3 separate regions of the Homo sapiens genome follow, and regions 1 and 2 are each linked to region 3. A link is an interaction called in ENCODE POLR2A ChIA-PET data of the cell type or tissue named here. Cell type or tissue: OCI-LY7. All regions are shown on one strand. Links, peaks and the distances in the headings refer to the core of each region. The heading gives the core; the rest is flanking DNA.

What was found. ChIA-PET counts read pairs that join two places held together with the same protein. Peaks named below come from ENCODE experiments on the same cell type or tissue, not always from the same donor. Only the 100,000 strongest peaks of a DNase experiment are listed, where the experiment ranks them.
Region 1: POLR2A ChIA-PET joins it to region 3 with 7 read pairs; 3 of 35 experiments call an interaction of 5 or more read pairs at or near these places.
Region 2: POLR2A ChIA-PET joins it to region 3 with 6 read pairs; 2 of 35 experiments call an interaction of 5 or more read pairs at or near these places.

What each region holds. Positions count from the first base shown.
Region 1 is chr2:65,242,953-65,253,894 of GRCh38, forward strand. ACTR2 (actin related protein 2) reads left to right here. Exons shown (of 9, transcript NM_005722.4): 3 at 3,572-3,787; 4 at 8,075-8,147; 5 at 10,776-10,912. Among named protein-coding and RNA genes, the nearest start is that of ACTR2, 21 kb to the left of the region's middle. RefSeq lists an enhancer at 7,797-7,966. In OCI-LY7, for the core only: no CTCF peak of the experiment used is centred there; no DNase peak of the experiment used is centred there.
Region 2 is chr2:65,154,807-65,165,748 of GRCh38, forward strand. It overlaps LOC124906140 (small nucleolar RNA SNORA74), which reads left to right and starts at 3,856; the gene lies at 3,856-4,054. In OCI-LY7, for the core only: no CTCF peak of the experiment used is centred there; a DNase peak (open chromatin) is centred at 5,305; H3K4me3 peaks cover 812 bases; H3K27ac peaks cover 1,206 bases.
Region 3 is chr2:65,351,374-65,362,315 of GRCh38, forward strand. The region is part of intron 1 of SPRED2 (sprouty related EVH1 domain containing 2); the gene reads right to left. Among named protein-coding and RNA genes, the nearest start is that of SPRED2, 76 kb to the right of the region's middle. RefSeq lists enhancers at 6,153-6,654, 6,687-6,836. In OCI-LY7, for the core only: no CTCF peak of the experiment used is centred there; a DNase peak (open chromatin) is centred at 5,938; H3K4me3 peaks cover 999 bases; H3K27ac peaks cover 1,334 bases.

The DNA.
Region 1 (10,942 bases), core at 3,039-5,538, 110 kb before region 3:
TAACATTTGTGTTTATATTCTAATGAGATTAAGAAAAGGGTGTGCTTGCTGGGCACGGTGGCTTGTGCCTGTACTCCCAGCACTTTGGGAGGCCCAGGCGGGTGGATCACGAGGTCACGAGTTCAAGACCAGCCTGACGAACATGGTGAAGCCCCATCTCTACTAAAAATAGAAAAATCAGCCAGGTGTGGTGGTGTGTGCCTGTAATTCCAGCTACTCAGGAAGCTGAGGCAGGAGAATCGCTTGAACCCGGGAGGCAGAGGTTGCAGTGAGCCGAGATCACGCCACTGCATTCCAGCCTGGGCAAGAGTGAGACTCCATCTCAAAAAAAAGAAAAGAAAAGGAAAGAGTGCGCTTGTAGAGAACAGTGTAGGCTTATTTTAACAGAAGTTTTTGACCGAGTGAGGTGTTTCATGCCTATAATTCCAGCACTTTGGCAGGACGAGGTGGGAGGATAGCTTGAGCCCAGGAGTTCAAGACCATCCTGGGCAACATGGCAAGACCCTGTCTCTATAGAAAGTTTTTTAAAAAGTAACCAGGCATAGTGATATGTGCCTCCCAAGCAACTTGGGAGGTTAAGGCAGGAGTATTGCTTGAGCCCAGAAGTTTGAGGCTGCAGTGGGTGATGACAGGGCCACTGCACTCCAGCTTGGGTGACAGAGCAAAACCCTGCCTCTATTAGTTAATTGAACAAACAAACAAATGTTTTCAGTGGAATTTTCTTCTAGGGATTTAATTGTGCTTTTGAACTTGAGTTTACTCTGTATTCTAATTTGAGGTGACATTGTTCAAAATGATTCTTGGCAAATGTAATCCCTACTACCCACTTTTCATGAAGTATAAATACCTTTGAAACAGCATCTCAGTTACTGTGATTTTTTTCATTGTTTCAGATAGGTGATGTTCAGTGGCGGGGCAGGTGGTTAAAACCTAAGGTCTGATCTGATCACTTATAACTTGGTTCTGAGTGATGAAGGCAAGTTATATAACACTTAGTAGGATTTTTTTATTAAAATTTTCGATATGAAAATTTTTTAATTGGATAGCTTGTATAGTCAAACTTTGTACTTCTTAAATAAGTTAATACTCCATTTTAAATGTCCTGTTTGTTCTGAGGAAGGTAAGGATACTCAATTCCAAACATTTCTTTCAGTTAATCCTTTATAGTATGTGTGGTCCTAGAAGTAGATACATGAGGCATTTATTTAGAGTTGGCATTGGGTCATGTAAATGTAAGCCCCTATTTGTACATTAAATAAAAAGTAAATTTCTGTTGAAATCAGATCAGACTTATTTCAAATTGGTTGAAATAATACTGATTATATTATCTAATTATCTAATCTGTTATCTTGTACAACACACAAAAAAGACGTAAAGTTAGTAACAAAAATGGTATATATAATTACAGGTATAGATTTCCCCCCTAACATTTTATTAAGCAGTATTAAGAAAATGTAGCAATATTGAAATGATTTTACAATGAAACTTGTATATCCATCACCTGGATTCTGACATTAATATATATCATACTGATTTATTACATATCTGTTCATCTGTTCATTCATCAGTGCATCTTGTTTTTTGATGGATTTCAAAGTAAGTTGCAGATACCAGTATACTTCTCCCTGAATACTTCAACATGTGCATGTTATTAACTAGAATTCACAAATACAGATTTTTAGTTTTGCATATTCCTCATAGAAGAATCTAAACGGTTGGGTGTGGTGATTCATGCCTATAATCCTAGCACTTTGGGAGGCTGAGGTGGGCGGATCCCTTGAGCCCAGGAGTTCAAGACCAGCCTGGGCAACATGGTGAAACCCTGTCTCTACTAAAAATACAAGAATTAGCTGGGCATGTAGCCTGTAGTCCCAGCTACTTGGGAGGCTAAGGTGGGAGGATCACCTGAGCCTGGGGAGGTTGAGGCTGTGGTAAGCAATAATGGCACCACTGCACTCCAGCTTGGGTGACAGAGTGAGACCCCATCTCAAAAAAAAAAAAAAAAAAGAGTGTAAACATTTAATATTTCAGATATTTGAGTAATAAGTTAGTAAGTTATGGTAAATGAACTTCATAAGAAATTGCAACAAATTTTTACTGAGCATTTCTAGCATCTGTTTTTAACTTTGTTATACTTTTTGATGCTTTTAGTGGATTTTCCAGAGATCTGTTTGGTTTTTTGTTAGAGTCCTCACCTTGGTTTCATCTCTGATATTTTCTTTTTCTTTTTTTTTTAATTTAAAACTCATATATTTTTAAGCCTTTGTTTTAAAACATCTCATGTTGGCCAGGTGTGGTGGCTCATGCCTGTAATCCCAACACTTTGGGAGGCCGAGATGGGTGAATTACTTGAGGTCAGGAGTTTGAGACCAGCTTGGCCAACATGGTGAAACCCCATCTCTACTAAAAATACAAAAATTAGCCAGGCGTGGTGGCAGGTGCCTGTAATCCCAGCTACTCAGGAGGCTGAGGCAGGAGAATCGCTTGAACCTGGGAGGCAGAGGTTGTAGTGAGCTGAGATCATGCCACTGCGCTCTAGCCTGGGCAGTAGAGCGAGACTCAGTCTCAAAAAAATAATCTCGTGTTAATTTTGCTGCTGCTTTTTTTTGTCTCTCCATAATTAAAACTTAACGTATTGTAGCAAATATCTACTTCTGATACTAGTTTTTTTAATTGAATTTATCAACATATGTAGAAATTAGTATTATTTAACCTCTTGACTAGCTGTTCTCTAAAAATAAGTCTAAATGCTAGGACATCCTTACTTATTATATATAGAAAATGTGACTTTCAAATGTGGGTCATCTTAAGTATGCTCTCATTGGAGACAAGACTTGTGAGTATTATGCTTCATGTGTGATGGTGTAGTTTTCCAGTATACTTTAAGATTGAAAATGTTGCTCAGGAGACAATTTTAAAGGATGGGTTATTTGCCTATATCTTAATTTTTTATAACTCTACAAATTCTCATTCACCTTGGTGAGGCATATGTAGAAACAGTTTAAATTCTTATTCAGGCATATGTAGATAGAAGTTTGTGCTATTTATTAGTTGGTGTATGTATGCATTATTATAGAGTAATAAAGAATCATTTTATTTTTTGCTTCTTTCATTATGCTTTATAGTACTTACATTTATCATTTTGATATTTAGTGCAAAGAAATGTGCTGCATGCATTGAGCATTTTTCTACAAGTTTTTTTCCCCCTGATGTGCTATTTCACATATCACAGGCCTTATTTTTTGAACAATTGAGCAAAAGAAACAGATGAAACCTCATACAAAACCCTCCAAAATATGAAAATGTGGGGTTTATTTGTGCTAATGCTCTTCTTTTGGAAACATTTGTGTTAAAGGTAAGGTCAATTTATTGATTTAAACCACATTGTATGTAAAAATGTATTATCCATGATTAAACTTTCTAAGACATTGTTCTTGATAGAAAAGATTTTCTAACTTGTGGAATAAAAAGATTTATTTTGCAAGTGTCAGAAATATTAAAATTAATTATTCCCAAGTTTTCTTAAATATTATGCAAAACTTTGATCTACAGCTTTGACATAATTTTCTAGGATCTTATGGTTGGTGATGAGGCAAGTGAATTACGATCAATGTTAGAAGTTAACTACCCTATGGAAAATGGCATAGTACGAAATTGGGATGACATGAAACACCTGTGGGACTACACATTTGGACCAGAGAAACTTAATATAGATACCAGAAATTGTAAAATCTTACTCACAGAACCTCCTATGAACCCAACCAAAAACAGAGAGAAGATTGTAGAGGTGAGTTTTTATGCAGGATATGCATATGTGTATTTCTGTGATATTATGTTAAATCAAAAATTTTCTTACTGTTGCTATGGATAAAGAGAATAAAAATAATTGTTTTCCTTCAGATCTTATTAAGTATCTACTATATGCTAGTCATTATTCTAAGTAGGAAAGTAGGATAGATCAGTAAACAAAAAATCCTACTGCCATGGAGTGTATATATTCTAACAGGGAAAAACAGACCAAAAAAATTAAGTTTTTAATTTAGTGAGTTAATTAAGTTAATTAAGTTTTTATGGAGGAGCCAGCAGAAGGAGACTGAAAAGGCTAATACAATAAGCAGTTACAGAGTTAATTAAATGGTTTGTTAGAAGGTGAGTGATCCAGTTGACCCATGAGCAATGCAGGGGTTAGGGGCACCAACCCTCCCTACTCACGTGCAAACTTAACTACCACCCAAAATACTTAACTTCTAATAGCCTACTGTTGACCAGAAGCCTTACTGATAACATAATATGTATTATATACTATATTCTTAACAATAAAGTAAGCTAGAGGAAATACTGTTAAGAAAATCATGGCCGGGCGCGGTGGCTCACGCCTGTAATCTCAGCACTTTGGGAGGCGGAGGCGGGCAGATCACAAGGTCAGGAGATCGAGACCATCCTGGCTAACACAGTGAAACTCCGTCTCTACTAAAAATACAAAAAATTAGCCGGGCGTGGTGGCGGGTGCCTGTAGTCCCAGCTACTCAGGAGGCTGAGGCAGGAGAATGACGTGAACCCTTGAGGCAGAGCTTGCAGTGAGTGGAGATCGTGCCACTGCACTCCAGCCTGGGCGACAGAGCGAGACTCCGTCTCAAAAAAAAATAAAAAATCATAAGAGAAAATACATTTACTATACCTTAAGTGGATGTAGATCATCATAAAGATCTTCATCGTCATTGTCTTCACACCGACGAAGAAGAGGAGGGGTTGGTCTTGCTGTCTCGGGTGGCAGAGACAGAAGAGGTGCAAGGGGAGGCAGGAAAGATTTATTGACAAAAATCGTGTATAAGTGGACCTGTGTGGTTCAAACTTGTTGTTATTCATGGATCAGCTGTAGATGCTAAAGGCAAAATAAATCAGGTTAACGGGGAGTGGGAGGTTGTAATTGTACATAGGTTGTGAGAAGGTGATGTTTAAACAGACAGGGTAAGTGAGTTAGCCAGGGTATATAGGAGAATGGTATTCCAGATAAAGGGAGTAGCCAGTGTAAAGGTCTTAAGTTAGGAACAAGCTTGGTATATTAAAGAATAAGCAAGGAAGCCAGTGTGGTTGAGGAGAGAGCAACAGAAGATGAGGTCGAGTAAGTAATATTGGTGCCTTGTAGGCTCTAATTAGGAATTGGGCGGCTGGAAGTGGTGGTTCAGGCCTGTAATCCCAGCACTTCTGGGAGGCCGAGGTGGGCGGATCACGAGGTCAAGAGTTCGAGACCAGCCTGACCAACATAGTGAAACGCCATCTCTACTAAAAATACAAAAATTAACTGGGCATAGTGGTGCGTGCCTGTAATCCCAGCTACTTGGGAGGCTGGGGCAGGAGAATCGCTTGAACCCAGGAGGCAGATGCTGCAGTGAGCCGAGATTACACCACTGCATTCCAGCCTGGGCGACAGGGTGAGACTCAGTCTCAAAAAGAAAAAAAGGGAATTGGGCTTTTACTGTGGGTGAAATATGGGGCTGTTACAGGAAAAGGAGATGCTCAGATTTAGATTTCTCTTGTGTTGTGAGTATCCCACAAGGAGGCAAAGATAGAAGAGTTGGAGACTTTTTCAGTCATTTAAGCAAAAGATAATGATGGTTAGGATTGAAGTAGTAGTAGTAGAGATAGTGAGAAATTACCAGATTATAGGTCTGTTTTGAAGGTAGGGCTATAAATGATACGGTTCAACAAAGAAGAGGGTAGACAGTGGTGAAAAGGCCAAGGACCAGAGAGATAGGAGGAGCCAGCAGAAGGAGATTGAAAACGTTATTGAGGCCGGGCTAGGTGGCTCCCAGCACTTTGGGAGGCCAAGGCGGGTGGATCACTTGAGACTAGGAATTTGAGACCAGCCTGGCCAACATGGCAAAACTCCGTCTCTACTAAAAACACAAAATTAGCTGGGCATAGTGGTGCACGCCTGTAATCCCAGCTACGCAGGAGGCTGAGGCAGGAGAATTGCTTGAACCCAGGAGGTGGAGGTTGCAGTGAGCTGAGATCACCCCACTGCACTCCAACCTGAGCGACAGAGCGAGACTCTGTCTCAAAAAGAAAAAAGAAAAAGAAAAAAAAAGTTAATGAAATAATGAAATAAGCAGTTACAGAGGAAAGAGAGAGCAAGAGAGCTATGATCCTCATAGTTTAAATAAGTAATTTTTCAAGGTTCTTTTATTTTTGTATATATGAAGTAGAAATTTAATAACTTCTGTAGCTTTCCAGTTACTGTTTAATGTACATATTTTGTTTACGAATATGTTTAAATGTTGATGGAAATTTTTGAAAGGGTTTAGAAGAAAATGTTGTTAGTATTTTTAAAGCCTGTATTAAAACTCAGTTTTTGTATTAAGTGTTTTGAAAATCTAAGATCATGGTTTTAAAGAATCCATATGATTTCTTATGGCTTATATTTTAATATTCTTATTTGTTTATGACTACAAATATGTCTATGACTGATAGTGTCCTACCTTAATCTCATTAACATGCTTTCACATTGGTATGTGCATATATATGATCATTCTTCCATTTTCATCCCTGTGGAGGTGGAATAAAGGATGATGGAATAAAATACTATTCAGACTATCTAATTGCTTAATTGATGAGTATGTGTTTCAGAGTTGTAGAATTTAAATTCTGTGTAATTTTCATTGTGGTCAGTTGTAAAATTTCTAAATATTTAGATATTCAGAGTGATAGGCAACCCTACCAGTCAAGGGGTGCTCAGTCAAGATCACCAAAAAAAAAATCATGCAGGATGTTCCCAGCTGACCTGGGCTACAGAGAATGAACATGTGTGTGACCAGTGAGGGCAAAAAGGAAAGAACTCCTCCTTCCAGGGTAGTTCATTTGGAGGTTGTAATTACAGTCTTGATTCAAGTAGGGACTGGGCTCAGCAGCTAAGCCATTTCTGTATCTTCCAGCAATCAGGAATTAACCATTGATTTTTGTCTTTGCCGTGGCATTTTACTGGGTTTTTTATTTTTTCTTTCTTTCTTTCTTTTAATTTTTAAGCTGCTCAGGGTAGACAGAGCTACACTCTTGGCCCAGATTGAGGGAGGGGGTACGAGGCTCTGTAAAGCAATTTCTATATTTTGTCTTCGAATTAAAAGATATTTCCCGGCCGGGTGCGGTGGCTCACGCCTGTAATCCCAGCACTTTGGGAGGCCGAGGCAGGCGGATCATGAGGTCAGGAGATGGAGACCATCCTGGCTAACACGGTGAAACCCTGTCTCTACTAAAAATACTAAAAATTAGCCGGGTGTGGTGGTGTACGCCTGTAGTCCCAGCTACTCGGGAGGCTGAGGCAGGAGAATGGCGTGAACCAGGGAGGTGGAGGTTGCAGTGAGCTGAGATGGCACCACTGCACTCCAGCCTGGGCGACAGAGCAAGACTCCGTCTCAAAAAAAGAAAAAAAAAAGATATTTCCCTGGCTGGATGTGGTGGCTGACACCTGTAATCCCAGCACTTTGGGAGGCCGAGGTGGGTGGATCATGAGGTCAGGAGTTCGAGACTAGCCTGGCCAACATAGTGAAACCCTGTCTGTACTAAAAATACAAAAATTAGCCAGGCATGGTGGTGCATGCCTGTAGTCCCAGCTACTCAGGAGGCTGAGGCAGGAGAATCAGTTGAACCCTGGAGGTGGAGGTTGCAGTGAGCCAAGATTGCGCCACTGCACTCCAGCTTGGGCAACAGAGTGAGACTTCATCTCAAAAAAAAAAAAAAAAAAAAAGAATTTCCCTTAAGGGATATCAATTAAGAAAGTCTTGTTCAATACAGAGAGCTTTCTTTCACACTAATTAGTCATTAACTAATACACTAAGAAATCTTTGCTTTGTCACGCTTATGAAATGCTTGGGGACTTAGAAATCTGTCTTCAGATTTGGAGCTCTGTGGCAGCAGGACTTCAATAAGAAATAAGAGGAGCTGATGAAAATGGAAGACTATTTCAGGTCCATTTGATTCTATTTTGGGCAATTAATTCACTCTGTGACCATGAGGAAAACATTTATTTATTATGTAATTTTCTAAATACCAGTTTTTTTCTTTCTGTCTGCATTTACAGGTAATGTTTGAAACTTACCAGTTTTCCGGTGTATATGTAGCCATCCAGGCAGTTCTGACTTTGTACGCTCAAGGTAGGTTAAGCTTAACTGTTAGAAAAAACACTTCATCAAACATTTATTATGTATGTTTTATGTCAGAGAATTTGGTTTCTCAATAAGTTATAAGCCCCAGAAAACTACATTATTTATATACCACACTTTGAAATATTTTCAGTTTTTAAAATTTGTGAAATAAGATTTTATATACATTTTTATTTGCTAAATATGTATTTAAGGTAAAAAAAAAAGGCTTAAAGACTTATTTTTTAAAAAATAGGATATTCTCTCTTTTAAGCTATTTAAATTTTTTTTGAGACAGATTTTCGCTTTTGTTGCCCAGGCCGGAGTGCAATAGTGCAATCTTGGCTTACCACAACCTCCACCTCCTGGGTTCAAGTGATTTTCCTGCCTCAGCCTCCCAAGTATTTGGGATTACAGGCATGTGCCACCACACCTGGCTAATTTTGTATTTTTAGTAGAGATGGGGTTTCTCCATATTGGTCAGGCTGGTCTCAAACTCCTGACCTCAGGTAGTCCGCCCGCCTCAGCCTCCTGAAGTGCTGGGATTACAGGCATGAGTCACCGTGCCTGGCATAGCTATTTTAATTTTTTATGCATGGAATTTGTCCCCAGAATTGGCTTGAGTTAAAAAAAATACGCAGAGATTCAAAAAGGTAGCATAAAATCATGCCTGTCAAATATATAGTAGATTAAAAAGGAGAAGGTAAACATTTGGGAGTGCATTTCTAACTTTTGAGGTGGGTTTAATGGAGGGGACTACTTATATATTCTCTTGATATTGCCATTAGCAACTGCCTCCCTCTTTATTGGAAATAAAATATTGGCCACGTTGGGAGAGCTCTTTTTTTTTTTTATGGTCTTATAAATTCAACAGGAACTTACTGAGAATGTCTGGGCCTGTCAGATATGTGCCAAGGAGTCTTTTAGGCACTTCAGGGGATAATCCAGTGGGAAAAGAGTGTGGCACTGGAAATGGGTCAAGTGTGTTTGGAGAAAGGCCAGTATGTGTGTGACCTGATGGAAGTGGTAGAAAATAAGGTGAGGTGGGTAGGGAGGGCTCTTTGGGAAATAAAATGTAAATTCTTGCATTAGTCAGTGTTCCTGGGAGTATTTTTGAATTGATGATGGTGTGAATTCCTCCTTTTTTTTTTCTTTTTTGCAATGGAAATCCTCTTCTTTTTAAAAGAGTACAACATTCAAGGGCTGTATATGAGTTTTATGAGGCTTATTGCATCAAGGAATTATATCCACTTAAAAAGGAGGTAGTTTTAGGCCGGGTGTGGTGGCTCACGCCTGTAATCCCAGCACTTTGGGAGGCCGAGGTGGGTGGATCACGAGGTCAGGAGATCGAGACCATCCTGACTAACACTGTGAAACCCCGTCTCTACTAAAAAAAAAATACAAAAAATTAGCTGGGCATGGTGGCATGTGCCTGTAATCCCAGCTACTTGGGAGGCTGAGGCGGGAGAATCGCTTGAACCCAGGAGGCAGAGGTTGCAGTGAGCTGAGATTGTGCCATTGCACTCCAGCCTGGGCGACAGAGTGAGACTCTGTCTCAAAAAAAATATGTAAATAAAAATAAATAAAAAAAGTTTTTTTGACCAGGTATGGTGGCTCATGGCTGTAATCCCAGCACTTTGAGAAGCCAAGGTGGTCAAATTGCTGTATCTCCAGAGTTTGAGACCAGCCTAGGCAACATAGTGAGATCCCTATCTCTATAAAAAGTAAAATTAGCTGGGTGTGGTTGCACATGCCTATAATCCCAGCCACTTGAGAGGCTGAGGTGAGATGATCACTTGAGCCCAGGAGGTTGAGGAAACAGGGGAAACAAAGCAGCTTCTTTGCTGTTCTTTTATTATGAGGTTTAACTGACATTGCCTTTTATTATAAGTTCCAGTGAATAATCAAAGTGATGCTTTGGCTAGCCATGTTTAATTTTTCTTAGATTTCTAGCTGTCTAGTATCAATAGGCATTTTTCCAGAACACACAGTATATGTTATTTGTAGTATATTCAAAACTATCTAAGTTGAAAAAAATAAAGAATTGTACAGAGCTTTAAGAACGTGTTCTGCTGGGTGTGGTGGCTCACGCCTGTAACCCCAGCAGTTTGAGAGGCCAAGGCAGACAGATCACTTGAGGCCAGGAGTTCGAGACCAGCTTGGGCAACATGGCGAAACTCTGTCTCTACAAAAAAATTACAAAAATTAGCCAGGCATGGTGGTGCATGCCTGTAGTCCCAGCTGCTCAGGAGGCTAAGGTGGGAGGTATGACTTGAACCCAGGAAATGAAGATTGCAGTGAGCCTAGATTGAGCCACTGTACTCCTCCAGCCTGGGTGACAGAGCCAGACCCTGTCTCAAAAAAAAAAAGGAAAAAAAAGTCCTGTTTTTCAGTCCTCAGTCTCAGGGTCTGTTTCTTCTCATCTCCTTGGACAGCACATAATAGTAGACTAAAAGTCTTAAAAGAGAACACTCGCTTTAATACTTATGCATTAGAAACAAACTGCAAAATAACTAAATAATAAATTCTGGCTTCTAGTTGGTTACGTTTCTGTTTTGGCTTCCCTACTGTATTTGGAACTCGCTGGCTTTGGTTTTCCTGATTTGACTTTTTATTTAAATCCCCCTGGCTTTTATGCAGGTTTATTGACTGGTGTAGTGGTAGACTCTGGAGATGGTGTGACTCACATTTGCCCAGTATATGAAGGCTTTTCTCTCCCTCATCTTACCAGGAGACTGGATATTGCTGGGAGGGATATAACTAGATATCTTATCAAGGTAAGTGAAAGGAAAATATCATGGAAATTA
Region 2 (10,942 bases), core at 3,776-6,275, 200 kb before region 3:
TCGGCTAACTGCAACCTCCACTTCCTGGAGTCTTGCTCTGTTGCCCAGGCTAGAGTGCAGTGGCATAATCTCGACTCACTGCAACCTCCACCTCCCCAGTTCAAGCGATTCTCTTGCCTCAGCCTCCCGAGTAGCTGGGATTACAGGCGCCCGCCACCATGACTGGCTAATTTTTGTATTTTTAGTAGAGACGGGATTTCACCATATTGGCCAGGCAGGTCTCGAACTCTTGACCTCAGGTGATCTGCCCACCTCGGCCTCTCAAAGTGCTGGGATTACAGGCGTGAGCCACTGCACCCAGCCCATAATTCTCCTTTTTTGTTTTTCTTTGAGACAGAGTTTCATTCTTGTTGCCCAGGCTGGAGTGCAATGGTGTGATCTCCACTCACTGCAACCTCCACCTCCCGAGTTCAAGCGATTCTCCTGCTTCAGCCTCCCAAGTAGCTGGGATTACAGTTGCCTGCCACCACGCCCTGCTAATTTTTTGTATTTTTAGTAGAGAGGGGGTTTCTCCACGTTGGCCAGGCTGGTCTCGAACTCTTAACCTCAGGTGATCCACCTGCCTCAGCCTCCCAAAGTGCTGGAATTACAGGAGTGAGCCACCGCACCCAGACCCCATAATTGTTTAATACTATCAATATCAGCATTTTTATTCAGTGGAGTTTCTCTTCTGGTACAAGTTGAAAATAATAGACAGGGTCTACACTTTCCCTGTCTACTATTTGAGAGACAGGGTCTTGCTCTGTCACCCAGGCTGGAGTGCAGTGTGCAATCACAGCTCACTGTAATCTCAAACTCCTGGCCTCAAGTGATATTCCTGCCTCAGCCTCCCAAAACACTGGGATTACAGGTCTGAGCTACCACACCCAGACCAAATTCTGTGTTTTTTGTTCGTTTGTTTTGTTGGTTGGTTGGTTTTTTTTTGAGACGAAGTCTTGCTCTTGTCCCCCAGGTTGGAGTGCAATGGCATAATCTTGGCTCACTGCAACCTCCGCCTCTCTGGTTCAAGTGATTCTCCTGCCTCAGCCTTCCGAGTAGCTGGGATTACAGGCGCCTGCCACCACGCCTAGCTAAATTTTGTATTTTTAGTAGAGACAGTGTTTCACTATGTTGGCCAGGCTGGTCTCGAACTCCTGACCTCAAGTGATCTGCCCGTCTTGGCCTCCCAAAGTGCTGGGATTACAGGCATGAGCCACCACTCCTGGTCCAAATTCTGTGTTTTAACTGCTGTCTTTAGACTATTTATTTTCAATAATAAGTTAGGGTTTACATCTGCCATTTTGTTTTTGGTTTTCTGTTTGTCCCCTCTGAAGAAATGCATTTTAAGTTCTCCAAGGTATCCTCTTGGCATTGTTCTGCAAGTGTGGGATTAAGAAGGTGGCATTCCAGCTCTCCTCCCTCAGGGAATGGGCTCTCTCTCCTTTCTATAACCTTGGTAGAACTGAGGAGTCTAAGAATTGTAAAACAGGTTTTTTCCCATTCCCTTTGAAAATTCCTCCTAGGCAGAGAGGACTGTTAGCTTCAGCTGACTTTGTTAACCTGATTACCTGTTCACTGGTGCCACAGTGTTGCTGAAACGAAGGAGCCCCACTTCATAATCTTGAGACATTTATTTACATGTCTCTCTCTCCTTCTAGATTGTGGACGAGATCTATGCATGATTCATCATTGTATCCCTAGCAGCTACTAGATATTGATGACTTATTTACTAATACTTAGCCCAAAAAGATCAGACATGTTTTTATCTCTTTATTTTTAAGTAATTCAAACTTGCAGAAAAGCTACAAGAATTCTACAAAAGCTCTCTGATACCTTTTGCCCAATTCGCCAATTGTTCATCTTTTGCCATGTTAGCTCTATCATTTTCTCTTTCAGGAATCAGTCTTTTTTATTAAATCCTTTGTTCAACTTACTTTCATTTCCATTTAGTGCCTTATATTAGTTGTCTTTTCTCTCTGAATTTAGCAATTTTCATACACCAACAAAAGGGAGGAGAGGGAGTAAAAAGGATCAGATGAACTTGTGAACCATTGGCTTTTCATCCATTTAAAACTACGAGACTGGCCAGGCATGGTGGCTCATGCCTGTTGTAATCCCGGCACTTTCGGAAGTGGGTGGATTGCTTGAGGCCAGGATTTCGAGATCAGCCTGGGCAACATGGCAAAACTCTGTCTCTACAAAAAGTACAAAAATTAGCCAGGTGTGGTGGCAGGTGCCTGTGGGCCCAGCTACTAGGGAGGCTGAAGTGGGAGGATCGCTTGAACCCACGAAGTAAAGACTGCAGTGAGCCGTGACCGCAGCACTGCACTCCAGCCTGGGTGACAGAGCAAGACCCTGTCTCAAAAATAAATAAATAAATACAATTATGAGATTTATTATTGAGACACTAAGAAAGGCATTTAACATGTCTATAAATATGGTCAAGCTAGGAAAAAAAGAGGAGCTACCTTCTAGAATAGGCTATTTTTACTAGCAGAATTACTATAGAAAAGAATTATGTTACATTTCATAAATAGCTCTTCCTGGGAGCATAATGATAACTCTGCTTCTGCTTTTCAAGAAGTCAGCCAAGAAAGGTTGGGAGAAATCTATTATATTGTCAAAAAGCAATTTTTCATACTAGTCCATGGGACTAACAACATTTAGGAAGAACCTGGCTTGCCATGGAATGTAGAGGATGTGGGTGAGTGGGTTTTTTTCTTTTCTTTTTTTTGAGACGGAGTCTCGCTCTGTTGCCCAGGCTGGAGTGCCGCGATCTCGGCTCACTGCAAGCTCCGCCTCCCAGGTTCACGCCATTCTCCTGCCTCAGCCTCCCAAGTAGCTGGGACTACAGGCGCCCGCCACCACGCCCGGCTAATTTTTTTGTATTTTTTAGTAGAGACGGGGTTTCACCTTGTTAGCCAGGATGGTCTCGATCTCCTGACCTCGTGATCCGCCCGCCTCAGCCTCCCAGAGTGCTGGGATTACAGGCGTGAGCCACCATGCCTGGCCGTAAGAATTATGTTACATTTCATAAATAGCTCTTCCTGGGAGCATAGTGATAACTCTGCTTCTGCTTTTTAAGAAGTCAGCCAAGAAAGGTTGGGAGAAATCTAATTATATTGTCAAAAAGCAATTTTTCATACTAGTCCAAGGGACTAACAACATTTAGGAAGAACCTGGCTTGCCATGGAATGTAGAGGATGTGGGTGAGTGTTAATGACAGTGGGTGTCATGGTCGGGAGTGGTGACTCACTCCTGTAATCCCAGCACTTTGGGCGGTTGAGGAAGGCAGATCATTTGAGGTCAAGAGTTCAAGACCAGCCTGGCCAACATAGTGAAACCCTGTCTCTACTAAAAATACAAACATTAGCCTGGCGTGCTTGCGTGTGCCTGTAATCATAGCTACTTGGGAGGCTGAGGCACGAGAATCGCTTGAACCCAAGAAGCAGAGGTTGCAGTGAGCTGAGATCCCGCCACTGCACTCCAGCCTGGTGACAGAGTGAGACTCTGTCTCAAAAAAAAAAAAAAAAAAAAAAACAGTGGATGTCAAAGGTACATCTTCATATCCCATAGGACACTTGTTTAAATTTTGCCAGGTCAAAGGGAGATTATTCTTATTCTGACTTTAACCCACATTAATTCTAATATATCGAGTTGTGTCATTTTCCTTTAAGGAAGTACAAAGTTTCAATGAAACAGCTGAATTGATAGGAGTTCCAAGAATTGCAACAAATAGAATAAAAAGAACAATGAAATCATTCACAAAAGAGGCCATTCACAGACAGCTTGGTACAACTGTAGTAAAAAAAAAATATAGAACAAACTGAAGTGAAAGGAAAGTATAGCTCAGGATTCTGGATTTTAAAAGTTTTATCCAGCAGTCGTTAGCTCTCCTGGCTAGTGTGATGCCTGTGATGGTGTTTCACTGTTGGAACAGCAAGCACTGTCTTAATTGAGGCTTGGCTCCGGGTGCTGTTTTGGTGTGGGGCCAAGTATACCTTTGGGCAGTGTTTTGCACTTCTGAGAGTGAAATGACTCCTGTGGAGTCGGTCCTAATCTGAGTGCAAACAATCTTTTCTGTTGAAAAAAATAATTTTGAGGCCAGGTGTGGTGGCTCACGCCTATAATCCCAGCACTTGGGGAGGCTGAGGCGGGCGGATCACCTGAGGTCAGGAGTTCGAGACTAGCATGGCCAACATGGTGAAACCCTGTCTCTACTAAAAATACAAAAAATTAGCTGGGCCTGATGGCACACACCTGTAGTCCCAGATACTCAGGAGGCTGAGGTGGGAGGATCGCTTGAACCCAGGAGGTGGAGGTTGCAGTAAGCCAAAATTGTGCCACTGTACTCCAGCCTGGGTGACACAGCAAGACCCTGTTTCAAAAAAAAAAAGTTTTGGGTTCAGTTTAATTTCTTTTCTTTCAAAAAGATTTTTTTTTTTTTTTTTTTTTTTAGAGATAGGGTCTTGCTATGTGGCCCAGGTTTGTCTTGACTCCTGAGCTCAAGAAGTCCTCATGCCTCAGCCTCTCAAAGTTCTGGGATTACAGGTGTGAACCACGATGCCCAGCCAAGTTTAATTTTTTTGTTTGTTTGTTTTTGCTTTTGTTTTATTTTGTTTTTTGAGACAGGGTCTCACTCTGTTGGCCAGGCTGGAGTGCAGTGGCACGATCACAGCTCACTACAGCCTTGACCTCCCAGGCCCAAGCAATTCACCCACCTCAGCCTCCCAAGTTAGCTGGGACTACAGGCGTGCACCACCACGCCTGGCTAATGTTTTGATTTTTCTGTAGAAATGGAGTTTCACTATGTTGTTCAGGCTGGTCTGGAACTCCCCGCCTCAAGCCATCCTCCCACCTCAGCCTCCCGAAATCCTGGGATTATAGGCGTGAGCCACTGTGCCCAGCCAAGTTTCATTTTTGACTTATAAACGTTATCATTATAGGTCTTTCTGCTTAAGAGATACAACCAAAGTGTACCTATTCATTCCACAAATATTGCGTGCCAGGCCCCACACTGAGCTGAGTACTGTTCTAGGCACATGATATGTAACAGCAAGTAAAACATCCCTATCCTCACCAAGCTGATATTCAAGTGAAGGTGACAGACGAGAAACATAATGCATAAGGAAATCAGGTAATGTGTTAGAAGGTGGTGAGTGCTATAGTGAAATAAGATCAAGGTTAGGTGGATCTGGCATGTGTGGAGAAGCAAGTTGCAATCTTAAGGGTAGGCTTTGTTGAGAAGTAATTTTAAGCAAACGGTGCAAATGTTTAGGGGAAGAACAATCCAGGAAGTGGTAACAGCTGCACAGAGTCCCAAGAAAGCAGTATAGTGGCTTATTCCAGAAACAGCAAGGAGGCCAAAGTGACTGCATAGCGGGCCAGGTGGGAAGGTCAAGGAGATTGGGTAGGGCCTAGGGCTGTTGAAGGATTTCAGTTTCCACTGTTTCCTTGCTTCCTCTGAACAAAGCACTTTTGAGCAGAGAGGAACTCAATTTGGCTTTCATTTTAAAGGGTCTCTGTGGGCCAGGAGCAGTGGCTCACGCCTGTAATCCCAGCACTTTGGGAGACCGAGGTGGGTGGATCACCTGAGGTCAGGAGATCGAGACCAGCCAGGCCAACATGGTGAAACCCCATCTGTACTGAAAATACAAAAATTAGCTGGGTGTGGTGGCAGCGCCTGTAATCCCAGCTACTTGGGCAGCTAAGGCAAGAGAAAGGAGAATTGCTTGAACCCAGGAGGCGGAGGTTGCAGTGAGCTGAGATCATGCCATTGCACTCCAGCCTGGGTGACAGAGCAAGACAGTGTCTTAAAAAAAAAAAAAAAGAGCGGGGGAGGCAGGTGCTGTGGCTCACGCCTGTAATCCCAACACTTTGGGAGGCCAAGGCGGGCAGATCACAAAGTCAGGAGATCAAGACCATCCTGGCTAACACGGTGAAACCCCGTCTCTACTGAAAATACAAAAAAAAAAAAAACAACAACAACAAAATTAGCTGGGCATGGTGGCAGGCACCTGTAGTCCCAGCTACTCGGGAGGCTGAGGCAGGAGAATGGCGTTGAACCCGGGAGGTGGAGGTTGCAGTAAGCCGAAATTGTGCCACTGCACTCCAGCCTGGGCGACAGAGCGAGACTCCGTCTCAAAAAAAAAATAAAAAAATAAAAAAAAATAAAAGCGGGGGGGCGGGGGGGCGGGGGGCTCTGTGCCTCCCTGTTGAGAATAGACTGAAGGGGACAAGACAGAAACAAGGAGACCAGGTGGTACAGGTGGGAGCCTACTGTAATGATCCAGGCAAGAGCTGGGAGTGGTTCAAACCAGCGTGTAGAGTGGCAGGGGTAAAAAAGGATCACATTCTGGATGAGTTCTGCAAACAGAACCAACAGAATTTACAGAGGGATGGGATGCGGGCTGGGAGAGAAAGAGAAGAGTCAAAGTGACTCCAAGGTTTGAAGCCTAAACAACTACAAAAAATGGAGTTGTCATCAGCTGTGGTGGGGAAGCTGCTGATGCAGCAGGCTTGGGGGTAGATCAGGAGTTCAGTTTTGGATACACTGCTTTGACATCCAAATGGGGTCATAAGTGGGCTTTGGATATGTGAATCTGGAGTTCAGGAGAGAGGCTGAGCAGGAGACATAATTTGGGAGTTGTAAGTATATAGATAGATAATAGTTATTCATTTTTTCCCATCCTTTTAACATGAACATTTTTAAGCATACACAAATGTGCATACATTTAGTACATATACCTTCTACCTTCATTCAACAATTATTAACATTTTGCCATATTAGCTCTATATTTCTCTATCTTTTTAAAATAAAAATAGAGACAGGTTCTCACTTTGTTGCCCAGGCTAGTTTCAAACTCCTGGGCTCGTGCGATCCTCTCGCTTTGGCCTCCAAAAGTGCTGGTATTACAGGCATGAGCCACCACGCCCAGCCATATTTGTCTATTTATACACGCTTTTATTTGTTTGTTTAACTGAGCCATTTCAGAGTAGGAAACATCTTGTTGCTTCACTCTTGAATACTCTGGCATTCCTGAAAGGAATGTAAAATCCCCCAAATCAATGAGAACGAAGCAAATGAATGCAGACAATGACCAGGGTCAAGGAAGGAGCCCTGGGGCACCCCAAGGGTAAGAGGTCTGGGAGAAGGAGCAGCCATTAAGGGAGGAGGAACCTGAGAAAGTAGATGTAATGTAGGGCGGGCGGACACTTTCTTCTGATTGCTGATTTTTGTTTGTTTGTTTGTTTTTGTTTTTGAGACAGAGTTTCACTCTTATTGCCCAGGGTGGAGTGCAATGGCACGATCTCCGCTCACTGCAACCCTTGCTTCCCAGGTTCAAGCGATTCTCCTGCCTCGGCCTCCCCAGTAGCTGGGATTACCGGTGCACATCAACACGCCTGGCTAATTTTTGTATTTTTAGTAGAAACAGGGTTTCACCATGGTAGCTGGGCTGCCTTTGAACTCCTAACCTCAGGTGATCTACCCGCCTCAGCCTCCCGAAGTGCTGGGATTACAGGCATGAGCCACTGCACCCAGCTGATTGCTGAAATTTACCAAAATGTAAAGAGGCAGATACAAAAGGCATGCATGCAAATTGTCCTTCTAATTTCAGAATTTCTTCTTCACACTTGTGGAACAAACTATTTTTTTCTTAGTCTTCTTAAGACTGGGGTAATTACAAAAGGAATCAAATAATTCCTTTTGATTGTTTGAAATGAGCACCCTAATACACCCAGGGGCATAGACTCCATAAAGAATGAAGAGGTCAGCTGGGCATGGTGGCTCACGCCTGCAATCCCAGCACTTTGAGAGGGCAAGGTAGGCAGATCACTTGAGTCCAGGAGTTCAAGACCAGCCTGGGTAATGTGGTGAAACCCCATCTTTACAAAAAAATTTACTGGGCTTTGTTGTGCACCTGTAGTCCCAGCTACTTGGGAGGCTCTGGTGGGAGGATCACCTGAGCCTGGGAGGTAAAGGCTACAGTGAGCTGTGATCACCCCACCGCACTCCAGCCTGGGTGACAGAGGAGTGAGACCCTGTCTCAAAAAAAAAAAAAAAAAAAAAAAAAAAAAAAGAAGAAGAAGATATCAAGTCACAGTATTGCTGTCTGAATTGGCAAAGATTCAGTTCAGTTTTCAGCACAAACTCAAAGCAAACCAATCAATCAAAGTCAGAGGCTAATTTAGGAAATTAAGAAGCTGAATGACAATTTTGATTTTTTTTTAACCACAGAGTTAACACTTTTTAAAAAGTGCTCCTCACATCAACCTACACAAAATAAACTGGTTAAAAACTAAAAGTATGACTGTTCAAAGAAGCAAGACATATTTAAATTTTTTTTAAAAACTGAAACTACCTTCTTTCGTCGTAAATATTATTCATAGCCTGTCCACAGCTGACATAAAATAGGGTATCTGCAGCTTCAGGGCAAACTCCTTTCCTGTACCTGGTCCTTGGGCATAACTACAAACAGATGGATTGATTGATTATTGACAGGGGGTCTTGCTTTGTCACCTCGTCTGGAGTGCACTGGCATGGTCATGACTTATCACAGCCTTGAACTCCTAGGCTCAAAGGATCCTCCCACCTCAGCTTCCTGAGTAGCTGGGACTACTACAGGCAAGAGCCACCACGCCCGGCTCAAAAGATTGATTTTTAGGTAGGAGGTTGCTAAGCAGTCAAGCAAATTTCATTCATTTTGGGCTTCCTGAACACTGGAACCCCTCCCTTTACGACTCAGAAAATAACAACCAACAAAATAAATCATATGTGGAACTAACATCAGACATGTATTTAATAATAAATAATAAAAAAGAAGTTGATGTTGGCTGTAGCTAGAAATCCAGAGATAAGGCCAAGCGCGGTGGCTCACACCTATAGTCCCAGCACTTTGGGAGGCTAAGGTGGGCAGATCGTCTGAGGTCAGGAGTTGGAGACCAGCCTGGCCAACGTGGCAAAACCTTGTCGTTACTAAAAATACAAAAAATAGCCGGGCGTGGTGGTGTACGCCTGTAGTCCCAGCTACTCGGGAGGCTGAGGCAGGAGAATCACTTGAACTCTGGAGGCGGAGGTTGCAGTGAGTCAAGATCTCACCACTGTACTCCAGCCTGGGTGACAGATAGAGATTCTGTATCAAGAAAAAAAAAGAAAGAAAGAAAAGAAATCCAGAGATAAAAGACACTGGATTGAAGACCAAGGAAATGCTTGGCTCTAGCATTATGAATTTCATTCTAAGAGAATCTAAGTCTGGCCACTCGTGGGAGGCTAAATAGTAATTGCTAGTAACGAACTAATCAGCTTGGGAAATGTCTCTAAGCCCCTTCCCAGAGCCAGCTCCTTTTCTCTTCATCTCCTGTTCTTTGTCCAGGAACCTCTTCTGTCTCATCTTTCAGCCATGCACCAAGTTCAGAAAAGAAACTACCATTTCCTAGACTTGTGTCTATATAGTTCAGAACAAAATGAAGTTCAGAACAAAATGAAGTCCAGAACAGAATCAGCTCCATTCTGACCCATAGGGAGGGATTTAAAGAAACAGAGGAAAAAAGGGGAAAAAAAATAAAAAAAAAAAGTGGAGAAGAAAAGAGGAGGGGCAGAGAGAAGGGAAGAAAATGGGGGGAAAGACTATGATGACTATTTTTCCACTTAGTACACTGTCTACTAAGTGTAGAAGGACCAAAGAAAAAAAAGAGTTCTATTTTTAAATGAGCTGCTTCCACATTCTAGGAGGGTTGCCAAGGGATGCAGAAAGGCACTGAAATGGGCTTTATAATGCAGCAGTAGGTTCCCTAGGCCTAATCTAGAAGCAGGAAGTTTAGAAAAGAAGAATAAAAGTACTTTGTGTAATAACCTCAGAGGTGAGCTACACAATTGGACCAGGGAAACCTCTGCAGATTTGTTCCTTTGACGCAGACTTCCTTTTTCAGCTTAACATGAATTTAAACTGTTGTCACTAGGAATTGCTGCTAGTCTTGGGAGACTGGGTATGTTGAGTTTTGTCCAAGAGCTACCCACGGGCCACCAGGAATAGAGTTGCAGAAGAGAGCTGGGGGAAGTGGGCAGGCCTGTCCTGACTGTCACAATGGCACAGGGGCCCAAAATCATGCGTTCAGCTAACATGTAGTGTTTGTTACATGCGAGGTGCTGCTCCCAAGGCTTTATCTTTGTAACCTTGTGAAATAACTATTCCTCCAACCTTGTGAATAAGGAAACAGGTACAGAGAGGTGAAAGGATCTGTCCTAGGTCACTCAAGTGACAAATGGACAAGCCGGGTTGAACCCAAGTAATCTGGACCTTAGACAGCAGGATTTTAAACACTTCGGAGGATGGGAATTGAACGGTCCTTGCTCCTCCTTTCTGCTCTGCCTTGTACACTTCCTTTAATTTCTGGCCTATTAAAGTGCTCATTATAGGTTATTTTGCTTAAGAGACACAACCAAAGTGTAACTATTCATTCAATTTGTTCATTCCAGACATAAGCCCCATTCTTGCTTCCTTGGGTCCTAGAAATCACCCCCTGCCTCACTCCCATAGAATTATTTGCAAAAGTCAGCCTCAGAAGTAGATTGCTTGGGATTATTATGGTTTGAGGACTATCCTGGTAGTTGGGGGAAGGTGGATGGGAGGATGGGAGAAGCCAAGCCCCATGGGTAGAAGGTAGAGAATTGAAGAGGACAGGGAAAGTGGTATTACTGTTAGTGGGGCTGAGGAGGGGTGGGAGGCAGGCTTGGAGGGGGTGCAGCCTTCTCAGCCCCACCTTTCCTCTGAGATGGCAGCACACAACCAGGAGAAGACTTGGCCAGGGGGGTGGCTTACGGTACTGTTTTCATACCTCATTTATTGCCATGTTCTTGACCTCCCGCACAGTGCTTTGGAGTTTATGCTGATTGAATGGTTGAATAAATGAATGAACTGACTTACTAACACATGATCTTTTACAAGTTGTTTTCCTCCCTGTT
Region 3 (10,942 bases), core at 4,943-7,442:
CCCCCATAAATACTTCCTACAGCCAGCCCTTATCTGATTACACGGCTCCTTTATCTCTCCATTATGCTCAACATTAGATTCACTTCCTCCCAGCCTCTTCTCCACTTCACCAGACCTTGAGAGGGATTAGCCAAGATCCCAGCCTCTCCAGCCCAACTCCCAGACGCCAGCTGAGCCAAATATAACACCAACTTCTTGCAGGGAGCCAGGCACACTCACTTTATTTTAATCACATCCCCCGCCCCCGGTCTTCCTTGTGCTTATAGATTTATAAAGGCTCTTTGATTTCATCGAATTATATGTTTAAAATATTATATATGTGTGTATGAAGTATATGTGAATATAAAATACATATGACTAGTGATCTTTTTAAAAAGAATCAACAAAATGCTTCAGTAGAATCAAATGTGTTGAGAAGCTGAGGGTACTGGTCATACTTTCTATTTGTTAAGTCGGGTGGTGGTTTTGTGGGTGTTCGTCTTAAGTATCAACTACTCAAGAATTTTTTAAAAGCGGACTGCCCTGGTTTTGGAAGTTTATATATTCTGAACTTTATGGGCAAGGAAAGTTAACATAACGTAATTTTATGCATGGTGGTAACATGATTTTCTGCTCTGTACAAGCCCCTGAAGGTAGAACACTTGCTCTACACGCTATAATGTCCCAGAAAATAAGGCCTTTGTGTTAACCACCAAAATATGTACTGTTTGTGTGGTTAGGGTAGGCCATTACAGAAAACAGTGTTAACGAAAGCTCATAAATGCCCACAGTAGAAAGACTCGATCGCAAAGATGCCAGATCTGGCAGTAGCCAATTCTGGCAAAGGCCATCAGCTCTTCTCTCAAACATGGATGAGCAGGCACTGTGAGGCAGAGAAGAGATTTTCTGATCATTAAACGTTTGTTTCATAAAGAGAACCAGTTTGCATGATGTAAGATGTACAGAAGGTGAAAAGTGGGCTAAGATCACTTAACAACAGGCTTCTCCACAGTTATTTAACATCAGTGAAATCAGCCAACAAATACACTCAATGGAGAGTACTAGTAAAAGAACCCGTGTACTTAAACAGGGACTAACACTTTCCTGTGAGCTCACAGTGCCAGGGCACTATGCTCTATGTTTATCAAGAGGAGAAAACAGGCTCTTCCGTCCAGTCTTCACTGTGTCCCTGCTTTTCTGAGGTGCTGTAGCTAATCTTGCTCGTGCAGAGTAACCCCTACCCTTAGAGGACTACAACATAGCTTTGGTTTTTTGTTGTTTTGTTTTTGAGACGGAGTTTCACCCTTGTCATCCAGGCTGGAGTGCAGTGGCGCGATCTCAGCTCACTGCAACCTCTGCCTCCCAGATTTGAGCAATTCTCCTGCCTCAGCCTCTCGAGTAGCTGGGATTACAGGCGTGCTCCAACACGCCCAGCTAATTTTTGTATTTTTAGTTGAGACGGGGTTTCAGCATGTTGACCAGGCTGGTCTCAAACTCCTGGCCTCAAATGATCCACCTGCCTCAGCATCCCAAAGTGCTGGGATTACAGGCGTGAGCCACCAGGCCCAGCCAGCTTTGATTTTTAAAAATATGTTATCTTCATTATCAATTTATGTATTTTTTAAATGGTATGGAATGAGTTTTAGGAATAGAACCCTTATACAAAACACGGTACCTAAAAGGTGTGTGTAGGAGGTGGCGGTGGTAGTCTTTGCTTTACAATGACTGGGGATATGACCTTCATCCAGGAACCAATTAAGCTAAAAGCCAGGGGTCCTGCTTATGTGCAGGAGCCTCAGAGGGGGTATAAATAGGTTTTCCTTCACTCTGTTGGGCTCAGAATCTATGAGTAAAGCCAGTAAGTACTGCTGTCCTGCAAGGTCACTAGCGCCCTCTGTGTCCAAGTTCTACCCTCTCCCAAAGAGGGAGGTAAGGGGCATGTCCCTCCTCATGCCTTGGATAAGCCGAGCATCTTTGTTGTTCATGCTACCTAGCTACACTGAAGCATATAAATAAACCTCTCACCCACACACTATTTTCCAGTGCACATATTAAAAGAGGCCGTTTCCTCCATTATCATGGAAGACACTGGTCAGCATATAAATGATTATTAAACTTAATAATTTATCAATCATTCTTCAGAACCAGTATTAACAAGTCAAAGTTTGCTAGACTTGGACCTCTAGTATTTTAGTTTTCCTATTGAAATTTTAATACAGAAATACTCCTTTAAAAATAAGCTGTGAATCCCTATTTTTATAAGTGAGCAATTTTGGTTCGAAATATATGCCCATACCTTGTTTAACATACAGTGCTGATTTAGCATTCTATGTGCCTCTATACTTTCCTTTAAACCTCAGTTTAAAGGAAAATATTATAGATTTAATATTTAGATAATATAGATTTAACTTATCACTGATGTTAAATCCTAATTTAAATATAAATATTTCCCCATCGCTGAGTGCTACCTTACACCTCCAGGTCACTAGAGCCAGAGCAGCATGTATACTGCACATTCTGGCACATTATCTTGCACCTGCCTTGCAGACATCCTTGGGAGTGGAATGGATGCTCTGCCCAGCTGTCCTTAGTCAAGGGTACAAGGCAGTGTGCCATGCACCAGTCTGGCCTCCTTTCTTTCCTGCTGTGTCCTGTGACCCACAAGGGCCAAAAAAAAGGAAATGAAGCAAAGACACAAAGGAACAAAGATCAGAGCTGGAAGTTAAACACGTAAGCTTTACAGAGGCTTAGGAGCCTTTGAGGAAGTAGTTGGGAAAATACCGGCAGGCAATTAGGGATCCTCTGACATCCCCCGAGCCTGGGAGCCCTGAGTGACAGTTCTGGTAAGCTTGAAAAACCTACTGTGGCAGATGGAAGTTGGAGCTTCTAGTGCCCCCATCATCTTCTCAGAGAAAGCCCCAATTTTAGCGGCAAATCTATATGGACTGTAAATAGAAGGTGGTGATACCCACGGCATTAGCAATGCCCAGGCACACTGGAAGTTACCTCATAAAATGCTGGTTTTCTGGTTTCCATTTCAGCAAGGTTGACAAAGTTACATTAGACTCACTGCATTGTACTGTGTTTAAACGCAATTTTAAATTTCACCTCTAAGTGTTTATCTCCTGTAGCTTGAACACGTATAAATCCTGCACAGGAAAAGAGTGATTTGGCTAGATTCTATCTACAGTGCTCTCATGAAAAAAAAAAAAATCTTAATAGAAACTTTTTGATTTTATCAATACTTATTTAATCTATCAAAAATGTCTTAAGGATACCACTATATTTGTTGGTTTTTTTTTTTAAATCTTTTCAGCATTTTAATTCAGTACTCAAATTTATAAACCACAAGAATACTAAATATATACAAGATGACAGACCACGTGTAATTGGGACACAATAAAGGTTAAGGTTGTTCAACCTAAAACCCTAACATGGGGCAGTTTTAAACATGGGCAACGAAGTGTTCGCTGAAGTAAATCTTAGCTTCAGCACACAGGCAGCCAATTTTAGAAGTAATGTCTAAGACAGATTTTTAAAAAATGGCTCCTGGGCAATTTTCTCTTGTCAATATGTTCTTCTTGTGCAAGTACCTCTTGAGGTGAGTAATGCACCTGGCCCAGGAGAAGGAAAGCCCAGCAGAGGGCTGAGGTCAGGCCTGGGGGGACTGGCAGGACAGGCATGGTAGTTTAGTAATTAGATTATAATCAGCGAAGAATGGAACAACTTTTTCTTGAAGTTTGAAAACTCTTTGCTCTAATCCTTACTAATAGCAGAAATCCTAATTTTCTCATCCTGGGGGACCAGGGAACTGGAGACTCCTGGGCATATGCCTCTTAAATCCTTGGTGGGTTTCCTAGTCAACCAGTTAGGGGCCTCTGTATCAGTCACGTATCTGTGCAGCAGATAAATCACCTTAAAGAAGGCTCTACAATTAATTTAGGAAATTATGGGAAGATTTTACTGTGAAAGATTGTTGACATTCAAGGCATGTGTCAGAGGTAGTTCTGAGTTTTTTTCAAAAACCACGAAAACACGAATGGCTCTGACATGAGTAAACTACTTTAAAAAATAAAATTTATGGCCAAGTGTGGTTGCTCATGTTTGTAATCCTAGCACTTTGGGGGGACGAGGCAGGTGGATCACCCAAGGTCAGGAGTTTGAGACTAGCCTGGCTAACATGGAGAAAGCTCGTCTCCATCAAAAATACAAAAAAGTAGCCGGGCATGGTGGTGGACACCTGTAAACCCAGCTACTCAGGAGGCTGAGGTTCAAGAATCGCTTGAACCTAGGGGGCAGAGGTTGCAGTGAGGGAGTACTGGGAGTTGAGAGGCCAAAGTCTGAATCTAGGTTTATGATTTTGCTTTTATTGTCTGTCTGCTTTACTGAGTTGAGCCTGAACTTCTGGAGTTCATAATTAATCAAGATCAAAAGATTACCATCTTAAAGCAAACAAAATAACCCATCCCGAAGAAACGTTTCTTCTACTTTTTATTCCAGAAGCAGTAATTTTCTGACTTTCCCTCTGTTTTACACACCCTTCCAAAAATGGTATTTGTGATCCACATTTAAACCCCAAAGGCCAGCTAATGGAAATGTCAGATTACTAAACAAAATTAACTCTCACCACATTAAAGTGTACATGTAATAGAAAAATTGGTACTTCAAAAAACAAATGGCAAAGAGGAGTTGTTTAAAGTTAATAATCTCCAATTTAGGGCTTTAAATTGCAGCCCTTGAACTCCTATGCCTGACTTTCTCAGAATATTTTTGCTTTCTTTCACATTATTGGAGAAAACAAAGGAAGGGAGTATGTAATAACCCACCCGTTGAAATGTCTAGGAAGAAATGCCATGATATTTGCAACCTACTTTGAAATGCATTTAAAAAAACATGGAATCATGGATGGAGATAGATGGATAGATATGTGTATGATAAAACAATAATAGCAAAATGCTAATTGCAGACTTGAGGTGGTAGGCATATGGATGTTGAGCATACACTTCTTTCAACTTTTCTGAACACCTGAAAATCATAAATATTGGGAGAGTGAGAGATTTGTAGTGTTATGGTTGATTTCTAAATGGAAATCAACACTAAATCTACAAGATGCTGATAATGGTACTAAACAGAATCTGATTACTTTTCTTTCTGCTATTTAGAGTGCAGTTCCCCAGTTCCCTCTTTTTTTTTTTTTTTTTTTTTTGTGTGTGTGTACCTGCTATCTACCACCTGCCCTCTACCCCAAAGAAAACCTAATAAGAAGGTCAGGAAATGACTCTACCAAACTATGTTAATACCAAATTCTAAACCTACAAAATCCTTTACAAGCCAGCCCTTAATAAGACCTGTTCTCTGGCCGGGCGCGGTGGTTCATGCCTGTTATCCCAGCATTTTGGGAGGTTGAAGTGGGCAGATCACCTGAGGTCAGGAGTTCCAGACCAACCTGGCCAACATGGTGAAACCCCGTCTCTACTAAAAAAATACAAAAATTAGCTGGGTGTGATGGCGGGCACCTGTAATCCCAGCTACTTGGGAGGCTGAGGCAGGAGAATCGCTTGAACCCGAGAAGCGGAGTTAGAAGTGAGCTAAGATCACGCTACTGCACTCCAGCCTGGGCAACAGAATGAGTCTCTGTCTCAAAACACAAAACAAAACAAAAAACCTGCTCTCAAACAAAAGAAGGTGATAATTTAACCTATAGAGGAGGGAGGAAAATCAGCAGATCATGCTAGCAATAAGCTGACAGGATTTTTAAGAGCCTGTTTATATTCCCACAGGTCCACTAGAAATGGATGCCCTCTCAGATGGCAAGAATTACTAATGCATTTAGTTCCTTTTTTTCTAGGATTCTGCCACCTCCCTCATTAGAGATGGAGAGCTAAACACACAGATAAACAAACAACACACAGTCAAGGCACCTGTTCTCCCTGAAGCATGCTGGACGGCTTCACTTCCCTCCTGGAGAGTGGTATAGAGGTCAGCCCGAAGGCAGAGTTCAGGTCTTCACATTAGTTCCACCTCTTAAGCTATTCATACAAAGAACTGTGGAAACCGTCTATGCTAGACTCCTCTCTCACGTGGAAAAATTAAAATCCAGACTGCAGAAGGGACTTGTTCAAGGTCACTGACATTAGGGACAGATAAAGGACTAAGATCAGTCTCTGTGACAACCCCCGATCACACTTTTGAAAGGACCTCGTGTGGTGGCAGAAGTGCGCATATTCAAGTTAGGTGCTCTGGAGGATAAGTTATTCCTTATCTTGGTCCCTTGAAATTTACTGGATAGGCAACTGATTGTGAAAGGAATTCTAAGGAGAAATGAAGAGGTAACACTGGCAACACAGCTACATGAAAAAATCACAGAGCTAGAGGGTGATCCTACTCATCCTGCTGAAGTTTCACACCAATAGAGGTAATTCCTTTTTGGATCTGTTGTAATGAGTGCCGTAAGTCAGGACAGGTGACCTAACCTGACCTAACCTCCATTACACATCTTCTCACAACCGGGTGAGGCACCCCAAACTCTTATTACTGAGCTTCAGTTTCCTTATGTGTAAAATGAGGGGTAGAGACCACAAATGACTTTTGAGACCCTTTCAACTTTGATCCCTTTTCATGCTTTGTGTTTTAAAAAAATGGCCTTAAAGTCCTGTAGTTGTGGCAGAGGGCTTAGCAAACTTAAGCCACTAAAATACCCTACAAAAGCAGATCAGAAAACTTTCAGCAGTAAAATGCAACTGAGAGTATACTTTGAGTAGAGAAAAAACTTGAAACCACAAAGACCTGAAACCATGACAGACTAACAGATATGTTCTCTCAGTGCCAGTGTTATGACACAATTATGAAGTTTCCAGGAGTGAAACTGGTTTATCCAAGTATTTTGAAAAAGCAAGAAAATGATGAAAATTGAGTTTTAATAAGTTTAATAAGATCCTCTGGGGGAAAATAAAAGGTACAACCTGGTCATCTAGCTGGGTTTACGCATCCACAAATGTGAGATTCTCTTTAGCCACATGGAAGAAAAACCCCATGACATATTTATGGAACAAATGCAGGCCAAGAAGAGAAGAGAGATCTACCCTTTTTCTCCCAAACAGTTGATTCTATCTGCCTTATCAGTTGACTCAACATGAACTCCCCAGCCCCAATCTTTACTACATTCAGAGTGAAAAGGAGAAAATGTTAGGAAAAGGTAACAAAGCAATTATTTAGCTTAAAAATAGGGAAAGACATTTCTTATAGACCTCTGCTAAAGCAGCTCAGTGCACATCAAGTTGCAACTTAGGTTTAAGTTGCTTCAATGTGACAAATAATTTCTGGTCCAAACGTAAGTCAGTTGTTTGAAATTGGAATGTATCTTCCCTACAGAAAAAACATAAAATGGTGGGCAACTGGGTTCCCAATCCAGCCCACGAAAGCCCAATCAACGTGGAAAAATATTCCCAAATGTTTCAACTGCTTACTGACAGTCTCCTTGACAAGAAGCCTCTTTCCCCACTGCCAGAAAGGCCAGTTCCTCTCAGCTCTTGCTGGGTTTTGGCCAAGGGCTTTCCTATCTGGGGGTGGGGTGAGGGAGAAAAGGTAAGGAGGAGGAATTCTTCTTAAACTTCTGATTTAGGCTTCATTTTGGGGATCCTCAGAATGTGGCACCACTGAATCTTGAATGGCTCTAAAAGGATCCGTACTGATGTTATTTTACAAATCCCAACTTAAGTGTTACTGGGGAAATTCTTTCCTTTTAGGGTCACAATGACTGTTGGTGAGCAATTAAGTCAAGTGTCAGGCTCATAGGATATAGTCATGATGCAATGGATTCTTGACTAGTTGACTACACAGAGGGACAGGATTTGTCCTACAAGCGCAATTTCCTTCCGAGTTATAACAAGACAGAGCCATCCACTCAGTACACATATTTCCCATGTTACTTTCCTGACATAAAAGAACTAGGCAGCAAGGATAATGTAAAGGCCAACTAGCTACCAAGCTTCCTCAGTTTTAACACGTTAGTCTTAAAATATTTTTTCATTTATAAGGGAGTAGTGTAGTTTGAAGTACTTGATTCAGAAAGAACTCCAGGAAATACTAGAGCTATCTCCACCTCCCAAAGCCAACTAGCTTGTGGAGGCACTAGAAGGCATTTTTTTTCAAGACTCATGATTTTCACAGATAACTGAAACCCTGCGTGGCTAAGCTGCTGAAGTTGGGCTTTCCTGGCCATCACCAACATGTTTGCAGCAGGGAGCCCAACCAAGCTTTAAGTCATGCAGTCTGTGGTGGTTAAAGACCACTGCTGGCTGGGCGCAGTGACTCACGCTTGTAATCCCAGCACTGTGGGAGGCTGAGGCGGGTGGATCATGAGGTCAGGAGATCCAGACCATCCTGCCTAACACGGTGAAGCCCCGTCTCTACCAAAAATGCAAAAAATTGGGCCAGGTGCGGTGGCTCATGCCTGTAATCCCAGCACTTTGGGAGGCCAAGGAGGGTGGATTACCTGAGGTCAGGAGTTTAAGACCAGCCTGGCAAACATGGTGAAACTCCGTCTCTACTAAAAGTACAAAACTCAGCCTGGTGTGGTTCTGTGTGCCTGTAGTCCCAGCTACTCGGGAGCCTGGGGCAGGAGAATCGCTAGAACCCCGGAGGCGGAGGTTGCAGTGAGCCAAGGTCGCGTCACTGCACTCCAACCTGGGCGACAGAGCGAGACTCCATCTCAAAAAAAAAAAAAACAAAAAAAAACAAAAAAAAAACAAAAAAAAAAAAAACAAAGACCAAAAGACCACTGCTCAAGACAGGACAACCAAGTGGCTACTGCCAACTTCTTCCACCAGAGAGCTTTACTGACAGGTGGAAGGGCCCTCGACTTAATGTTGGTCAAAAGGAACAACTCTCTGCTCATTTCACTCACTGGTGTGCTTCAGCCACTTCTCAGGACTAACTTCACACAGTTTCATTCTCCAGGAAAGTCACAGTCACTGAAAGCATCCTGGATATGCCATCCCCTGAAAACTGCCGCACACCCAGCAGTGAGTTGCTGGCATATATGGAAGCTCTTGTGTTAACTTTTTCTTGTGTGTTCGCATATAGCGAATTAACCTTAACACCTGTGGTCCATACATACAATGGAATTATTCCGCCTTAACAAAGAAGGAAACATTGTCATATGCTATAACATGGATGAATCTTGAGGATATTGTGCTAAGTGAAACGTCAGTCACAAAAAGAAATACTGCATGATTTGTTCCGCTTACACCAGCTATCTAAATGTGACTAGTCAAAGTCCTAGAAACAAAAAGGAGAACAGTGGTTGCCAGAGGCGGGGGGCTGGGGAGGGGAGTGAGTTGTTTAATTGGGAAAGAGTTTCAGTTTTGGATGATGAAAACGTTCTAGAGATCTATTATACAAACTTGGATATAGTTAACACTACTGTACTGTTCACTTACAAATGGTTAAGATGATATACGCTATGTTATGTGTTTTTTACCACAATAAAAAAAGATAAACTGTGAAACAAAGAGAGGCTACTTGAAATAGGTAAAGAACCCCAAATTTAGAAATGTTGGGTTTAGCTTAGGAGCATTTCTGCAGTCCTTAAGAAGTAAACATTCACTTTGGGAGGCCAAAGCAGGAGGATTGCTTAAGCCCAGGAGTTTGAGACCAGCCTGTGCAACAATGTGGGACCTCATCTCTATTTTTATTAAAAAATTCTTTTAAAAGAAAAAAGGAGTAAACATTAACACTATTTAAAAAGTTAACTTTCCCCTAATTACAAAAGTAACATATGTCCCCATTATGCAAACTACATACATCACAACCCTCCCTTAAAAAGCATTCTTCTATACTATGAGGAGCAATTAATAAATATGCAAGACCTTCTCAAGAAAACTATAAAAGGAAGATCTTATGCTTCAAATGTAAGTGTAAATGTTGGCTTTGCTTTGTTCCTTGGGGTACCAGGTGAATCATATATAAGAAAAACACAAACATTTCCTTTGGTACTGGTTTTACTGAGACAAAAATGGCTTTTCTTACAAAATCATTTCAAAGAAGAACAGAAGAAAGTTAAACAAAATAGATTTTCCCTGAATTGTTAGCTCTGACAAATTCCTCTAATCCTTAGGCAGTTCTACTTTAATAGAAAGAACACTTACAATGTCTACAACACCAGCAACAGAATACACCAAAATATTTTTCATGATTAGTCCCTTTTCATCTCTTGTATTCTAACCTCAGTTGTAAAGATTAAACACACAGATTATTAAACACACACACATAATCACAAGAATTTCCTGACAGTTCCATTTCTTCTACATGGGGGTTAAGCGATGTTTTTTAATATTACTCAAAGCAGGGAAAAAGGGGCTGTTTTATTTTTCTTTGGAACAGGTTCCAGCCAGATTTTGCACATTGCAGTTCTCTGGCGACGTGATGAGAACACATGCCCACCCACAGACACTAATTTTGCTCTTCACCCCTCCCAAGCAGCCTTTATGACACATGCTGTCTGTGCTTCATTTAATGGAATTCAAGAGGCCCAGTCAAACAGCAGAGCCCCACAGGGCCAGGGCAACAACAGGCAACCCATCTCCTCCACTGGATGGGTACAGGGAACATGTGTTTAAAAGAAAACAACAACAACAAAAAAAGCCAAATCTAGCTTGGACATCTCCAATCTGAAGAATCTTTACAAATGAATGAATGAAGTCATCTCTTCGATTGAAATCAAGAAAGAGATAGTAATCTTGCTGTAGTTCTTATACACTGAACTCTATGAAGATGATGCAGCTAACTGTCTGAGCTGCTCTCAGATGTGCAGCAAAGAAGGTATCACTCTCATCCCAAGCCAAAAGCTCTAAGAGGGCTGAAGTGCCAGCCTGCTTCTGCAGCACTTGCTTTCTCTATGGTCATCATCTGTTTTTTTTTGTTTTTGTTTTTTTTGAGATGGAGTCTCACTCTGTCGCCCAGG